Regions from separate parts of the Homo sapiens genome. Here region 1 is linked to region 2. The links are chromatin loops, found by intact Hi-C in ENCODE. Cell type or tissue: natural killer cell. All regions are shown on one strand.

What was found. A loop is a pair of places that touch in the nucleus more often than their neighbours do. Peaks named below come from ENCODE experiments on the same cell type or tissue, not always from the same donor. Only the 100,000 strongest peaks of a DNase experiment are listed, where the experiment ranks them.
Region 1: it touches region 2 in a loop (38-fold over the local background); 4 of 110 quality-filtered maps call a loop at or near these places.

Annotation. Positions count from the first base shown.
Region 1 is chr18:5,070,449-5,078,448 of GRCh38, reverse strand. No RefSeq gene overlaps it. Among named protein-coding and RNA genes, the nearest start is that of LINC01892, 6.7 kb to the left of the region's middle. In natural killer cell, no CTCF peak of the experiment used is centred here; a DNase peak (open chromatin) is centred at 4,988.
Region 2 is chr18:6,517,858-6,525,857 of GRCh38, reverse strand. The region is part of intron 2 of LINC01387 (long intergenic non-protein coding RNA 1387); the gene reads right to left. Among named protein-coding and RNA genes, the nearest start is that of LINC01387, 10 kb to the right of the region's middle. In natural killer cell, a CTCF peak has its summit at 3,841; no DNase peak of the experiment used is centred here.

The DNA.
Region 1 (8,000 bases), 1.4 Mb after region 2:
AGCAGCACAGAGCAATCCAAACTGTCCGAGGGACCAGGGCCTGGAGAGAAACAACTTTGAAAGGAATATTAAAAAAAAACTTTAGGCCGGGCGCGGTGGCTCACGCCTGTAATCCCAGCACTTTGGGAGGCCGAGGTGGGTGGATCATGAGGTCAGGAGATCGAGACCATCCTGGCTAACAAGGTGAAACCCCGTCTCTACTAAAAATACAAAAAATTAGCCGGGCGCGGTGGCGGGCGCCTGTAGTCCCAGCTACTCGGGAGGCTGAGGCAGGAGAATGGCGTGAACCTGGGAGGCGGAGCTTGCAGTGAGCCGAGATTGCGCCACTGCAGTCCGCAGTCCGGCCTGGGCGACAGAGCGAGACTCCGTCTCAAAAAACAAAAACAAAAAAAAAAAAAAACAAAAAAAAAAAAAAAAAAAAACTTTATTGTTGTAGAGTAGTATTAGGGTCACAGGAAAATGGGCAGAAGGTACAGAGATTTCTCATATGCCTCCTGCCCCTCCCCCAGCCTCTGTCATCATTAACATCCCCTAGCAGAGTGGTGCACTTGTTATCACTGAAGAGCTTACATGAACACATCATAATCACCCTAATTCTTTTTTAAAAATGGGCACTTTTAACAATTCTTTTACTATTTTCAGAGACAGAGCCTCACCCTTTGGACAGGCTGGAGTGAAGTGGCATAAACACGGCTCACTGCAGCCTTCACCTCTTGGGCTCAAGGGATCCTCCCAATTCAGCTTACTCAGTAGCTGGGGCTACAAGTACGTGCCACGATGCCTGGCTATTTTGTTTTTTATTTTTATTATTTATTTATTTTTTTTATATATTTTTTTGTAGAGATGCTGTCATGCTATTTTCCCCAGGCTGGTCTCGAACTCTTGGGCTCAAGTGATCCTACTGTCTTAGCCTCCCAAAGTGCTGGAATTACAAGCATGAGCCACTGCCCCCAGCCTATTTTAACAATTCTTTAGTGGCTTGGATTTCTTTAGATTTGGGGAGAGAGTACTAGAACTAGTTTTTTTTCCACTTATTTTAGTCTTGACGGATTTTTCTGCCCTTTTATTCACAACTAGCCCTTATCAAAGTACCTGTGACAGGATCCCAGGGTGTTTCCCTGAAAGCCTATGTAACTTAAAGGGGCTGCTGCTTCATTTAGCAGAGCCGGAATGTTTACTGCTGTTTTATATGCATTAGTCTTGGCTTTCCAGACATATCATTAGCTCTTCAGGACAGGAACCATTTCTCAGTGCCGAGTTCACGTAGGTTCTCAATAAAGTAGGTGCTGGTATACAGTAGATGTTTGTTTATTTCAGAGTACAAATACCCGAGGCATCCAAACACTTGGGATAGTTATGAAAGAATTTCGCTACCATGTTCATCCATTTTGTAATCATGTTGCCACAATAACAAAATGACAGTCTCCTTTAGGGCATGACAATAATGTAATAAGCCAGGCTGGGGAAACGGGGGATGTGTCCTAGTGGCCCAAGCTACATGATCCAGATAGCGTGGTGGGGTTTGAAATAGACATATGAAAAATGACTCTGTCAGAAGCTGTTTGATATTATGAAAATCTGATAAACTACATGGAACAAAGGTCATTCACTCCAGAGCAAGAGATATTTCAGAAGTATAGACAAGCACAATTTGTAAAGGAAGATGTAGCTAGAGACAGCAGAGGATGTTGATGGATCTTTCCAAAGATCCTTTCTGATGGTGAGTGGGTTTTGTCGTACTCCTATCCACAGGTCAATAAAGATTTCCAGGAAAACAAATTTCCATACATACTTTACAGTTCTCTTTACCATTTTAAAAGGAAATGGATATGTAATGCATTTTTTTTTTTTGAGACAGAGTCTCTCTCTGTTGCCCTGGCTGGGGTGCAGTGGCATGATCTCAGCTCACTGCAACCTCTGCCTCCCAGGTTCAACCGATTCTCCTGCCTCAGCCTCCTAAGTAGTGGGGATTACAGACGCGTGCCACCACCTTCGCCATGTTGGCCAGGCTGGTCTTGAACTCTGGACCTCAGTTTATCTGCCCACCTCGGCCTCTCAAAGTGTTGGGATTACAGGCGTGAGCACTGTGCCTGGCCAGCAATTTTTGATTTTTATGCCAAATTATGTTAAAGGTATTCATTGTGTTTATGGTATCAAATATCTGGAATATTATATTATTTGGTTTCATTTTCAAATAAAACTAAGTAGTTTTAACTGATATGAATTGATTACAGATAATATATCTCCCAATTGATTTGTGCTAATCAAAAGACTCTAAATTTTATTTCATCCTTACTATATTTTATATCTCATTTTTTTTTGTAGCATTGCACTATGGGCTACATTTTTTAAAAATTTTGTGTTATTTTGAAATTAAGACTTCTAAACTTCAGAAATATTATTTACCTGGATGCAATCAGTACTCTGAAGTTAAGGGTAAATTATCTACAATAATTCTATGGTTATCAGTAGATTTAAAAACCACTTTGTCACCATCTCTAAAATGGTATCAATTTAATTAGGTAAACTTAAACTGAAACTCAGAACTTGTCCTTGACACATTGTTTAAATTAACTGCAATTGCCACATCCTGTCAATTCAAATTCCTAAATACTCATCTTTCCACCTCTCTTCTTTTCTGTGGAGCCAGGCTCAGACAGCACCCTGTAGGTTTCCTTCATAGACTTGCAGTAGCCTCTACCCTCCCTGAGAGTGGACACTGGATCTTCTTTTCTCCCTACTTTTTCTTAATCCCCAGCAGAGTGCCAGGCAAGTAATGGATACTGAATAAAAATCTGATGAATGAATGAATGAAAACTTTACCTAGTTTGAATGATCCAGAGTTCTGAATTAGTAAACCCTAGTATATCAGGTGGAATTAAACATTACCAACAATTTATACTAGGCAGTGCCTGTCGAGGTTGCAGGCAATTCTCTAGGAATTGTTTTATGTGCCTGAATCACCTACTTTATAGATGCAGTGTACACTCTTCGGTTAAGGTTGTCAGAGTTCAAGTTTTCTGAAACAAATGGTGTTGACTTGAAATGACTGTTCTGTCAAGGTGGTGGGTATATAATATTTTCTCGCAAAGAAGAGGAGAGCAACAATTGGTATTTATTTTGAAAACTAGACAATGAGGTAATAACATAACAGCTGGGTAATCTTTAAACCAGGAAAAGAGGTAACAATAAATTAAGCATGGTTATGCTAGAATCATCAAAATACATCCTGCAGGTGCAGTCAAGTTGAAGACACAATCAAGGGGGTCTGTGGAGGTCATGGAGATTTGAGATTTCATTTGTCTTCCACCTTTCTCAATCCTGTGAAGAGGAGCTTGGAGAAAATTTTGAAATGCAAAAGTCAGGTGTCCTTCATTCCTCGTGGCAAATAAATACATGAATTTTTCTAGTGTGAGTGTGCATATTTGGGATCCAAAAGGGGACCTCAGGGATGTTAGGAGTAAGTTGCCACTGTCATTTTTGTTTTTATGACCATTTCTTTTTTAAATAGCTTCCCTATACATTTTATTTTATTTTATTTTATTTTAATTTAATTTTATTTTATTTTATATTAAGACTAAGTATCACTCTTTCACCCAGGCTGGAGTGCAGTGGCACAATCTCAGCTCACTGCAATCTCTGCCTCCCAGGTTCAAGCTATGCTCCTGCCTCAGCCTCCCCAGTAGCTGGGACTGCAGGCACCCACCACCACGCCAGGCTAATTTTTTGTATTTTTAGTAGAGACGGGGTTTCACCGTGTTGGCCAGGATGGTCTCGATCTCCTGACCTCGTGGTCCGCCCGCCTCAGCCTCCCAAAGTGCCAGGATTACAGGCCTGAGTCTCTGTGCTCGGCCACATTTTATCCATTTTTTTTGGATGTATTATATTCCTTTTCCTCAGGGCTTCCAGAGTTTTCATGGCTTTTTATAGATAGAGTAAAAATTTCTGTGTTTAATAACACTCCTTGTGTTATTAGAGGTGTGTTCTTTGTCTTTGGTGCATTGTCAATTAACATTTTACAGTGAGAGAAAATGCCTCTGAGGTTTTATTTCCCTTCTAATTACAGAAATCTTGCAGCTGAGGGAAGACATTCACAGTGGGACTTTTTATGCAGCATTAATCTTGCGTCCAATTTCTCCTGGGTCACTGTGCATGGTAGCGCCTGTTAACCTTAGCGGGAATCAGGTGGGCGCTGCAGAAACTCAGCGAATCTTGGGGTTCGGTGCTACTGGCTGCGGGTTAATGACAAACCCAAGTGACAGGGTCCCTGAAATCCTTGTTTCTGATGTGGTAATTGCCCAGATCTAGGGGTGTTAGGTTCTAGACTTATTGAAAACAGAAGAATAAGTCTGGTGTTTGAATAAATAATTGATCACTTCTCTGTGTTCAGAAAAGTTTTCTAGTGGGTAGAAAGTGTAGGCTCTTTCTAGTCAGAGTAAAAGTTGCTTTCACCATTGTGTCTGTATCAAGCTGAGAACACTCCCAACTGGAGGTAATAAGCCAACAATTTTTATTAGAAAAGTGGTATGTTTCTAAAATGACTAATCATGAAGATCAGAAAAGATGCAAATGCACACGTTTATCAATCCTTTGATTGACCTCAGCAGCACAGCCGGACTGGAGCCTCTAGAGGCCATAAGCAGTCAATGCATTTCTACACCCAACTCCAAGGCATGCAATTTAGGATGATTATTAAATGATAAAATAAGTGTGGGCCAGTCAAAGAGGTTCTGACTTTTTTTCCCCAGAATGGCCATTTTCAACATATATATTTTTAATTTGAATAATCAAATTATTTTAAAATAATTGGGAGAAGAGTGCAAGGATGTATGGCTTTGTCCCAAGATATGTAAGATCTGTGTTTTGGGTAATTGAGTGCTAAGCTAAAAGCCTCTAGGAGAAAGAAACTTATTTTTGTAACAAGCACATGGGTGGAGTTACAGCATGGCAAAATCGGTCCTTGGAAACAATATCAAAATGAAGTGCAATGCTGTCACCTGGTGACCGTGTTCTGAAATGACACAATATCATCCTTGAAGTCTGCTACCCTCCCTTTCCCACTCGCTCCTCCCCAACTTTAGATGATATCATGGAATTTTAGAGATAGAGAAATATGAGAACAAATTTCATTCAGCTTCTCCAGTTTACAGATGAGAAATGGAGACCTTAAGTGATTAAAGCGAAACGGCCCTGGCCTATGCCTAGTTAATGGTGGCATTAGTGGTGAAAGAAGGTACTTGGAGCCAGTCAAGTCAGATTTAAATGGCAGCTCTGCAATTTACTAGCTGTGAGATTATGGGCAAACTGTGGAACCTTGCTGAACCTCAGTTTCCTCACACGTAAAATGAGAATTCCATTAGAATAATGGGTTATTCGGAAGACTGGATGACATAATCTGTGAAATTTGTCTGATAAGTTATTGGTTGTTATTATTGTTGCTATAACTGTTGTTGTTGCTGCTATCATTAGTTTTGTTTACTGGCACCTCTTGGCTTCCAGAGCATCATTTCTATAAATCCAATTGCTTTCAGGGGACACATGTGAGTGGTCATTGCATAGAGGCAGAGAGCCAAACCAGTGGAAGCTTAGCTGGAACACAGAATCTGGCCCAGGCTGAGGGGAGATGACACTTAGGATTTCAGTTAAGACTGTTTTCTCTGGAGGGTCCTGATTAAGCCTCTGGCACACGAGGATGCGGAGAATACACATGAGTTTAAGGTATCTCTGGGTGCTGCTATTCCCTGAGTCTCCTTCAAAGGTACCCCCCAAACTAGGGGGCCATTGCTTCCTGCATGGAGTGAAGAATCCACTAGGCCACAGGGGCCCAGGAATCATAGTTTTTCTGATTTTCACTCCATTAGGCTGGGGCAGGCGCTCCATGGCCTTCAGGGGTTACCCTCATGGCAGTGTTATGTTTTCCTCAGAGTCCTTGGCCCTGTAGCAGGGCTGGCTGTGGGGATAGGGGAGGAAGAGGAGGTGGAGGAGGAAGAGAGAGACAGAGAGAGTCAGGTGAAAGGCAGGAGAAAGTGGTCATTGGTTAAAAGTGCAGGTTCTTGAAATAAATCCTCTATCACATATGGATTGGCTGTGTGGTGATCTGGGCAAGTTACTAACTTCTTTAAGATTTGGTTTCCTCATTTGTAAAATAGGATAAAATTATAATATTGCTTACCTTCTTGGAACGTAAGGAGGAGAAAATGCGATGAGTCCATGTATAGTACATAGAACAGTGCCTTACACACAATACATACTGAAAAAATGTTGGCTCTCAATATATACATGTATGTGTGTGTATGTGTGTGTGTATAATTATATATAAAATAATCACATATACATATATAAAAAACTGAGTGCTGAATCTAGCATTTGTATCAGTCTCTGGGCAGTGCTCAGTATGGCTCTAGTCAAGTAATTATTCGTGATACTCATGAAGCTCACATTGCCCATGACGTATTATCACCTGTGGATGTTCTTGGATGGCTTTATACTCTGCCTGTATTTTCTGAACCAAAAACATTGACACATATATGGGTTCTTTTAGGATAGGATATCTGAAAATGGAACAGCTCTTTAACCCCTGAGATATATGTTACAACTTCATTCTACACTCTTGCACTCAAGTTACTAAAGTGATAAATAAGAACAAAAAGTAAACTAGAAAAATCTCTGTATAACCCTGCAAATCTAAGACTTTCAAAGTCAGGGTAGCAGAGTAATGTTTCTAGAGCATCTCCTCTTTATGGCTTCCCATTCCCAGGCTGTTATGAACTTATTTTCCTCAAACAGCCTTTCATAGAAACAGAAATTCAGAATCTTGTGGAGTTCTCAAACCACCAGAGAAAGATTTAGACCTAAGTTAGAGCAATAAAATATAGTGAAACTTGTTGTGTCCCTTGGGTTCTTGGTTGAATGCAAGATAAGCCAAATATGGTCAATTTAAGCAGGTGAAAAATGTCTTCTTTACATCAACAAAAGGGATGGTGAAGCAGTTCTGAATGGGCAGGCACAAGGGGTCTGGATGGCAGGGGCCTGGAGTCGGGCCAGGGAATCTTTTACTGCCATCTCCAAAGCTGTGTGCGCTCCCAGCCCCACCCCAGTAGACTTTCAGAGATGCCGTGAATTCACACTTTTTATCACCCTCTCCAGAAGCAAGGCCTGGACGAAACCTGTGATTGGACTAGCCTAGCTCACATGCCACCCAATGGCAGGGAAGGAGAAAGTGGTCCTTCTTTGGCAGAGGAAGCCTCTTACCAAGACTCACACAAAGGGGGCTTTCCCTGAAATGTCCAGCAAATCCTGATAAAATCCCCTCCCCTTGTTAAAATAGATTCTAAGAAGTCACGATGTTTGATCATTTTGACAAGTGGTGAGTGAAAATCCACCACTATACCAGAGGAGGGATTGATAACATAGCAAGTGGAGTCTGTTGCTAAGTTACACAGTTGTCACTAATGAACACCAATTTTTTTTTGTTTTATTTTTATTTTAGAGACAGAGTCTTGCTCTGTCACCCAGACTGTAGTGCGTGGTGTGATCCTAGTTCACTGCAGCTTTGACCTCCTGAGGTAAAGTGATCCTCTTGCCTCAGCCTCTTGAGTAGCTGGGTCTGCCAATTTGCCCCACTACGCTGGGCTTATTTTTATTTTTGTAGAGGCAGAGTCTCGCTATGTTGCCCAGACTTGAACCCTAATTTTTATGTTCATGAAAATGAAGACTCTTAGCAGCTTATTTAGAATCAAAATTATTCTAATTGCACTCAACTCACTGTATTTGTCTGAATATATAAAACTTCAATATTTAAAAGTATTTACACACGAGATCTCTCTTTTGCTACTAATTTGTTGAATGATCATTGTGTGAAGGCTCTGTGCTGAGCACTTTACATGTATCATCTCATTTAGTCCTCATCACCTCTTCAGGAGCTAGTTTCTACCCTCATTCTCATCTTTAGAGGTGAAGAAATTGAAGCCTAGAGAACTATAGCTAGTAAGATTGAAGTT
Region 2 (8,000 bases):
CAAATGGAGTCAGTGGAGGCAGTGTTAGCTGAAAAGTCCTATTTAAACAATCAAATTGGACAGCTCCTGAGCTTCAGGCTGTCAGCACAGTCAGGCTGTAAAAGAAACTATTCTTGAGTTTCCCAAGTGTCTGTAAAGCATCCTGCCCTGACTTTTCTGGGCAAAGGCTTCCTCCATGGTAAGAAAGACTATTCTAAGGAAGAGGAGGGAACTTAAATTAAGCAGCAAGACGGGTACAGTGCTTTTTTCAAATCTCGAGTTGTGAAATCAGTGTAGTATGGCATGACCAGCATAGAATGCAATAGAATGGAAGAGACTGAAAAAGGATTGAAAGCATCAGAACGCATAGCATGGCATGGCCAAAGGTAATGTTTCAGGAAAATTTTTTCCTTAATATATAATCTCCTGTATCATCTATTTCTCTCTCTCTACTGAATCTTCCCATTGTTATACACAGAAACATGCAATCTTTTTTTTTTTTTTGAGATGGAGTCTCGCTCTGTCGCCCAGGCTGGAGTGCAGTGACGTGATCTCGGCTCACTGCAACCTCTGTCTCCCGCATTCAAGTGATTCTCCTGCCTCAGCCTCCCAAGTAGCTGGGACTGCAGGTGTGTGCCACCACACCCAGCTAGTTTTTGTATTTTTAGTAAAGACAGGGTTTCTCCATGTTGGCCAGGCTGGTCTCAAACTCCTGACAGGTGATCCATCTGCCTTGGCCTCCCAAAGTGCTAGGATTACAGGCATGAGCCACCACACCTGGCCAACAATCATTTCACTTTAAAACAAAACAAAACCTTTCCTGATCCCACTAATCCCCCTAGTTACTGCTTCAATTCTTTCCTTCGTTTTGAAGCAAATTCCCTGAAAGTGGTACGACATTTTCTCATTTCTCTCCTTCCATTCTGTCTTAACTGTCTTTCCCTTAGGGTTTCAAGCCCATTATTCCAGCAAAATTGCTATCGTCAAAGTCAGCAATGATGTCTACATTTCTAAATTCAAAATTCAATGGTGAATTCTCAGCCCTCATCTTGCCTGGCTGATCAGCAGTACTGAAGATGGTGGTTCACTCTCTCCTCTTTGAAGCACCTCCTCTCATCCCTTCCATTGTTCCCATGATGGTCCAAGCTGCCTTCTGTCTCCACTGTATTATAGAACTAGGCTCCTAACTGCTCTCCCTACTTGCATCCTCACCCACTACCCACATTCCCTTCTATACTATATTCTCAACATAATGGTTAAAACATCTCATTCCTTTGATTAAAACCCTCTACTAAGGCCAGGTGTGGTGGCTCACGCCTGTAATCCCAGTACTTTGGGAGGCCAAGGCATGCGGATCACGAGGTCAGGAGTTCAAGACCAGCCTGGCCAACATGGTGAAACCCCGTCTCTACTAAAAATTCAAAAAAATTAGCCAGCGTGGTGGCACAGGCCTGTAATCCCAGCTACTCAGGAGGCTGAGGCAGGAGAATCACTTGACCCTGGGAGGCGGAGGTTGCGGTGAGCCAAGATTGCACCACTGCACTCCAGCCTGGGTGACAGAGCGAGACTCCATCTCAAAATAAATAAATAAAACCCTCTACTAACTCCCATGTCATTCAGAGTTAAAGCCAGTATCTTTGCAGTAGCCTGCAAGGCCCTATACAACCTGCTCCTGACTCTGACCTTATTGTCCACTGCTCTCATTCTATGCTACCATCTCTGGCCACGCTGACTTTCTCCCTGTTCCTCAAACCTCCGAGGCATGCTCCCCTTGCAGAAGTTCTGCATTTTCTACTCCCATGCCTGGAAGCCTCTCCCCTAAACAGGTGCCTGGCTCACTCCTTAATTTCTACCAGGTCTTGACTCAAATCCACCATCTCTGTGAGGCCCTCCCTGGAAACGCAATATAAACTTTAACACGTGCACTCACTTTACACTCCTCTTCCCTTAGCACTGTCAGGCAAAATTTCAACAAATTTAGTTTAAAAATCACTAGGTAGCCATAGAAATGTATTTTTCAATGTAAGTTGTGGTCAAAAAGTCTCTGGTATAATAAAACACAGCTTGAGCTAAGAACCCAGATGAACCTGGGCTCACACGTGGCACTGAGGACAGTCCTTTGACGGGTTCTCTGAGCTAATGCCCATGTAGCTCCCTTCCTCGAGCCAGAAAGCTCTCTTCTCCACCCCACACTTAAATGGCATAATCAAATTATTCCTTCAAAAGACAGATCATCCATAAAATACTATGTAGTCATTAAAAATCATGTTCTAGAAGAATATTTAATGTTACAAAGTGATAATCCTAGTACAGTACTAAGTAAAAAGTCAATTTATAGCTCCATTTATAAAAGCATGTATTTTGTCCCACAGTTCTTGAGGAGTAATAAATAGTACATAATTAATTTTTCTACGTTAAATTATGATTAGCTTGCCAAGGTGAGAGAAAGTGGAATATCCGTCATGTTTTTGTGACTCCCTTTCCACTCCTATGTGGCCAGGACAGGGAACTCAGATGGCCCAAGAAAATGGCAGTTACTCAACAATCCTGCTCAGTGCTGAAAAGCCTCTCCTCTGGCCCCTTGTAGTTCATCAGAGAAAGAACTGGTGATGCTGACCATGTGCCCTCAGGGAGAGCATCCCTGGACCTCTGTGGTCAGTGCCAGGCTGCCAGAGATCTCCACACCAGCATCTCCCCACCAGGTGGTCTGTGGGTGAGGCCCAGATCTCCATCCCTCCTGGGACCACATACTTAGCCTCCTCTCTGGGTCCTGCTCCAATGACCTGGCTTAAAACCCTTCTGAGGTGAGATCAAAAGCTCACACGCAGACTTTAGACCCTCTCTCTCCACCATAATCCACTCATTTAAAGCAAGAGTCTATGGAGGAGTTTCAAGGCAGCCCATTTCACACACCTGAAACCCCAAAAATGCTATTAACTGTTCCGATTCAAAGGAGCATGGAAGAAAGGCAGGGCTGTACTGTCTTCCAGTGGGAAGGGCAAGGAAAATAATGTGTTAAGTGTTTTGTTAATGAGAGTCTATATAGCTGGAAAACAGATTTATTTTGTAAGTAATACCTACAGTAATTGAGAGGGAGAGAGAGAAAATACATACCTCACCTCTTACTTAGCTGGTGATGAGTTCTAATAATTTAATTGTTTCTTCTCCCATTCATATTGTGTATGGAAATAATAGTGGTGATTTTAGGTAGCATGAGTGACTCAAGGAAGAAAGGGACACGGTTGGGTAGGGAGCCTTCGAGGCTCAGTAGCTCCATGCTTCCTCCATCTATTATTAGAGTAGGTGGGACTAGCAGAGAACTTCTTCAGACATCTTTTCCACAACAAAAGAAGAAACGGTTTTCATAAGGAGAATCTATTGCAGCTAAAATGCAGAACTGAAAAAAATATCCAGGCGTGACATCAGCAAGATGGACTAGAAAGCTCCAGGCCCTCCTTCTGCCACAGAGACATGGAACTAATAGCAATGTATGGACTAGAATACCTTTGTGAGAACTCTAGAGACCCGTTGAGAAGCTACAGCATGCAGGCCAAGGTAAAACCAAGAAGAGATTCCAGCAAATAGAAAAATGCATGTGTGCCATGCATTTCATGTGTGCCCATCAGTGCCTCTCCCTCTACACAGCATAGCACAGGGCAACCAAGAGGAAAACCTCCATACTAAGGTTCCTCCCTCAGAATAAAAATAAAAGAGTAGACCATGTTTCTAACATTCTGGATTGTCTGGGGGCTGCCTGAGAAACTGGCTTCTGTCTCTCCTGACTTGGAGCACTAAAGGAACCAATGATAGAGTTGGAAGATGCTTGAAAAGAGGCAAGCTGTACATTAGAGTTGCAGTTCCACAGGTGGACAGCAGGGGAAGCAAGAGATCAAAAAAGGTTTGAGAGGTCCTAGAACCTCTAGCTGGGCTGATGGGTGAAAGCCTTCCCTGCATGAAGCCAGTATGTAAAGACTGGGAGATGTGGTTGATTTTTCAAATGCCCAAATTTCAACAGATTATAAGGCATAAAAATGAAAAAAGAAAACACAACCTAATCAACAAAACAAAATGAATCTCTCAAAACTGATCCAAAAGAACTGCAAATCTATGAACTCCCTGACAAAGAATTTAAAATAACAGTCATAAAGATGACCAATGAGCTTTAGAAAAAGAGAACACATATACACAATTAAAAAGAAATCAGGAAAACTATGCATGAGCAAAAGGAGAAAATCAACAAAGAGATGGAAACTATAAAAAAAAACCAATCGAGTTTTTATTCTTCCTTTAAAAGACAGTTATTTGAAAAAAAAACCCCCAAAAATATCTGACTAAAAAATTCACTAAAGGGGTTCAACAGTAGACTTGATCAGATAGAAGAAAAAAATCAGTGAATTTGAAGGCAGGTCATTTGAAATCATCCAGTCAAAGGAACAAAAAGAAAAAAGAATGAAGAAAAGTGACATAAGGGACACAATCAAGTGGGCCCAACGTATACATTATAGAAATCCAAGGAGAGAGAGAGAGAGAGAGAGAGAGAGAAAGGAGCAGAGAAATTATTAAAGAAATAATGGCTCCAAACTTTCCAAATTTGAAGAAAGAAATAAATTCAAAAAGCTCTAACTAGCTTTGGGATAAACCTAAAGAAAACTGCACTGAGATACATTGTAGCCAAACTGTCTAAAATCAAAGACAAAGAGAGACTCCTGAAAGCAGCAAGAGGAAGGCAACTTATCACATACAAAAGGAGCTTTCATAAGATTATCAGCAGATTTCCCAGCAGAAACTCTGCAGGCCAAAGGAAGTAGGGTGACATATTCAAAGTGCTGGGGCCAGAGGGAACTTGTCAAACAACAATACTGCATCTGGCAAAATTGTCCTTTGAAAATGAAAGGCTTTCCCAGATAAATAAAACCTAAAGGAGTTTATTACCACTAGACCTTCTCTACAAGAAACACTAACTAGAGTCTTTCAAGTAGAAACAAAAGGATTTAGACAGCAACACAGAGTCATAAGAAAATATAAGGTTCTCAAGCAAGAGTAAAGACATGGATAAATATAATAACTTATATTATTGTTAATTTGGTACACAGAATTTAAATGATGAAAATATTTTAAAAACTACATCTATTGCATAAATATCTTTATACAACACAAATATCTGTGGCATCAATAATAATGGCGATTTTATAGTATGTGATTTAGCACTTTATTAAGTGTTGTATAAAGATATTTATACACATACTGTAAAGCATATTGTATGCTTTGTAAAGCATGTATGTGATTGGAGTTAGGTTATTATCTGTTTAACATAGTATGCTGTTTTCTTTGTCTTTGTAGTCAGAAAAAAATAAAATAAAATAGTGTGCTGTTAAGTTTAAAAGCATTTTATAACATTTAATAAAATGCTATAACTTTTTTGTTTTATGTAATTGCAATGGTAGCTACAAAAAATCTGTAAAATATACAGAAAATGAAATTAAAAGTAAGTCAAAGCATGCCATTACAAAAAAATTTAATGAAACACAAAGGAGGCAGTAAGAGAGGAAAGGAGGAAGAGAAAAGCTACAAGACATACAGAAAAGAATGAACAAAATGGCAATAGTAAGTCCTTCCCTATCAGTAATTACTTTAATGTAACTGGACTAAACTCCCCAATCAAAAGACAGTCATCGAATGGATAAAAAAGTCACAGGATCCAACCATATGCTGTCTATAAGAGCCACTTACATCTAAAGACGACACAGGGTTGGAAGTGAAAGAACGGAAAAAGATATTCCATACCAGTGGCAACCAAAAGAGAGCAGGAGTGGCCATACTAACATCAGACAAAATAGACTTTAAGTCAAAAACAATTACAAAAGACAGTGAAAGACACTATATAATGATAAAAGGGTCAATTCACTAAGAAGATATAACAATTATAAATATTTGTGCAGCAAATCAAAGCCACAAACATGTGAAAGGAATTTTGACAGAATCAAAGAGAGAAATAGACAGCAACATAATAGTAGGAGATTTCAGGACCTCCTCTTTCAGTAATGAATAGAACAACCAGACAGAAGATCAATGAGGAAATAAAGGAATTAAATAACACTATAGACCAATTGACCTGACAAGACATATACAGAATATTTCACTCAATAACAGCAGAATATACATTCTTCTCAAGTATACAGAAAACATTCTCCAAAATAGCCCACATATCTTAACAAATTCAAGAAAGTTGACATTATATAAAATGTCTTTTCTGCAACTACTTTTAACTTCATATGGAAGCAAAAAAGAGTCCGCATAGCCAAGACAATCCTCAGCAAAAAGAACAAAGATGGAGGCATCAAGCTACCTGACTTCAAACTATACTACAAGGCTACAGTAACCAAAACAGCATGGTACTGGTACTAAAACAGATATATAGACCAGTAGAACAGAACAAAGGCCTCAGCAATAACACCACACATCTACAACCATCTGATCTTTGACAAACCTTACACAAACAAGCAATGGGGAAAGGATCCCCTATTTAATAAATGATGTTGGGAAAACTGGCTAGCCGTATGCAGAAAACTGAAACTGGGTCCCTTCCTTACACCTTATACAAAAATGAACTCAAGGTGGATGAAAGACTTAAATGTAAGACCTAAAGCCATAAAAACCCTAGAAGAAAACCTAGGCAATACCATTCAGGACATAGGCATGGGCAAGGACTTCATGTCCAAAACACCAAAAGCAATGGCAACAAAAGCCAAAATTGACAAATGAGATCTAATTAAACTAAAGAGCTTCTGCACAGCAAAAGAAACTATCATCAGAGTGAACAGGCAACCTATAGAACGGGAGAAAATCTTTGCAATATATCCATCTGACAAAGGGCTAATATCCAGAATCTACAAAGAACTTAAACAAATTTACAAGAAAAAAACAAATAATCCCATCAAAAAGTGGGCAAAGAATATAAGCAGACACTTCTCAAAGGAAGACATTTATGCAGCCAACAAACATATGAAAAAATGCTCATCATCACTGGATATTAGAGAAATGCAAATCAAAACCACAATGAGATACCATCTTAACGCCAGTTAGAATGGTGATCATTAAAAAGTCAGCAAACAACAGATGCTGGAGAGGATGTGGAGAAATAGGAATGCTTTTACACTGTTGGTGGGAGTGTAAATTAGTTCAACCATTGTGGAAGACAGTGTGGCAATTCCTCAAGGATCTAGAACTAGAAATACCATTTGACCCAGCAATCCCATTCCTGAGTATATACCCAAAGCATTATAAATCATTCCACTATAAAGACACATGCACCTGTATGTTTATTGTGGCACTATTCACAACAGCAAAGACCTGGAACCAACCCAAATGTCCATCAGTGACAGACTGGATAAAGAAAATGTGTCACATATACACCATCAAATACCATGCAGCCATAAAAAAGGATGAATTCATGTCCTTCGTAGGGACGTAGATGAAGCTGGAAACCATCATTCTCAGTAAACTAACACAAGAACAGAAAATCAAACACCGCATGTTCTTACTGATAAGTGCGAGTTGAACAATGAGAACACATGGACACAGGGAGGGGATCATCACATACAGTGGCCTGTCAGGGGGTGGAGGGCTAGAGAAGGGATAGCAATAGGAGAAATATCTAATGTAGGTAACAGATTGATGGGTGCATCAAACCACCATGGCATTTGTATACCTATGTAACAAAACTGCACGTTCTGCACAGGTACCCCAGAACTTAAAGTATAATAAAAAACAAAAGAAAAAAATAAATCCAGGAAAAATAAGAAAAAAAATTATTTTCTGATCTTAATGGAATAAAACTAGAAATCAAAAGCACAAAGAAAATTAGAAAAATCCTCAAATACGTGGAATTTTAAACATGCTCTTAAACAACCAATGGTTCAAAAAAGAAGTAACAAGATGAATTAGCAAATACCTTGAGACAAATGAAAACAAAAACACAACACAATACAACTTAGGAAATACAGCAAAAGCAGTGCTAAGAG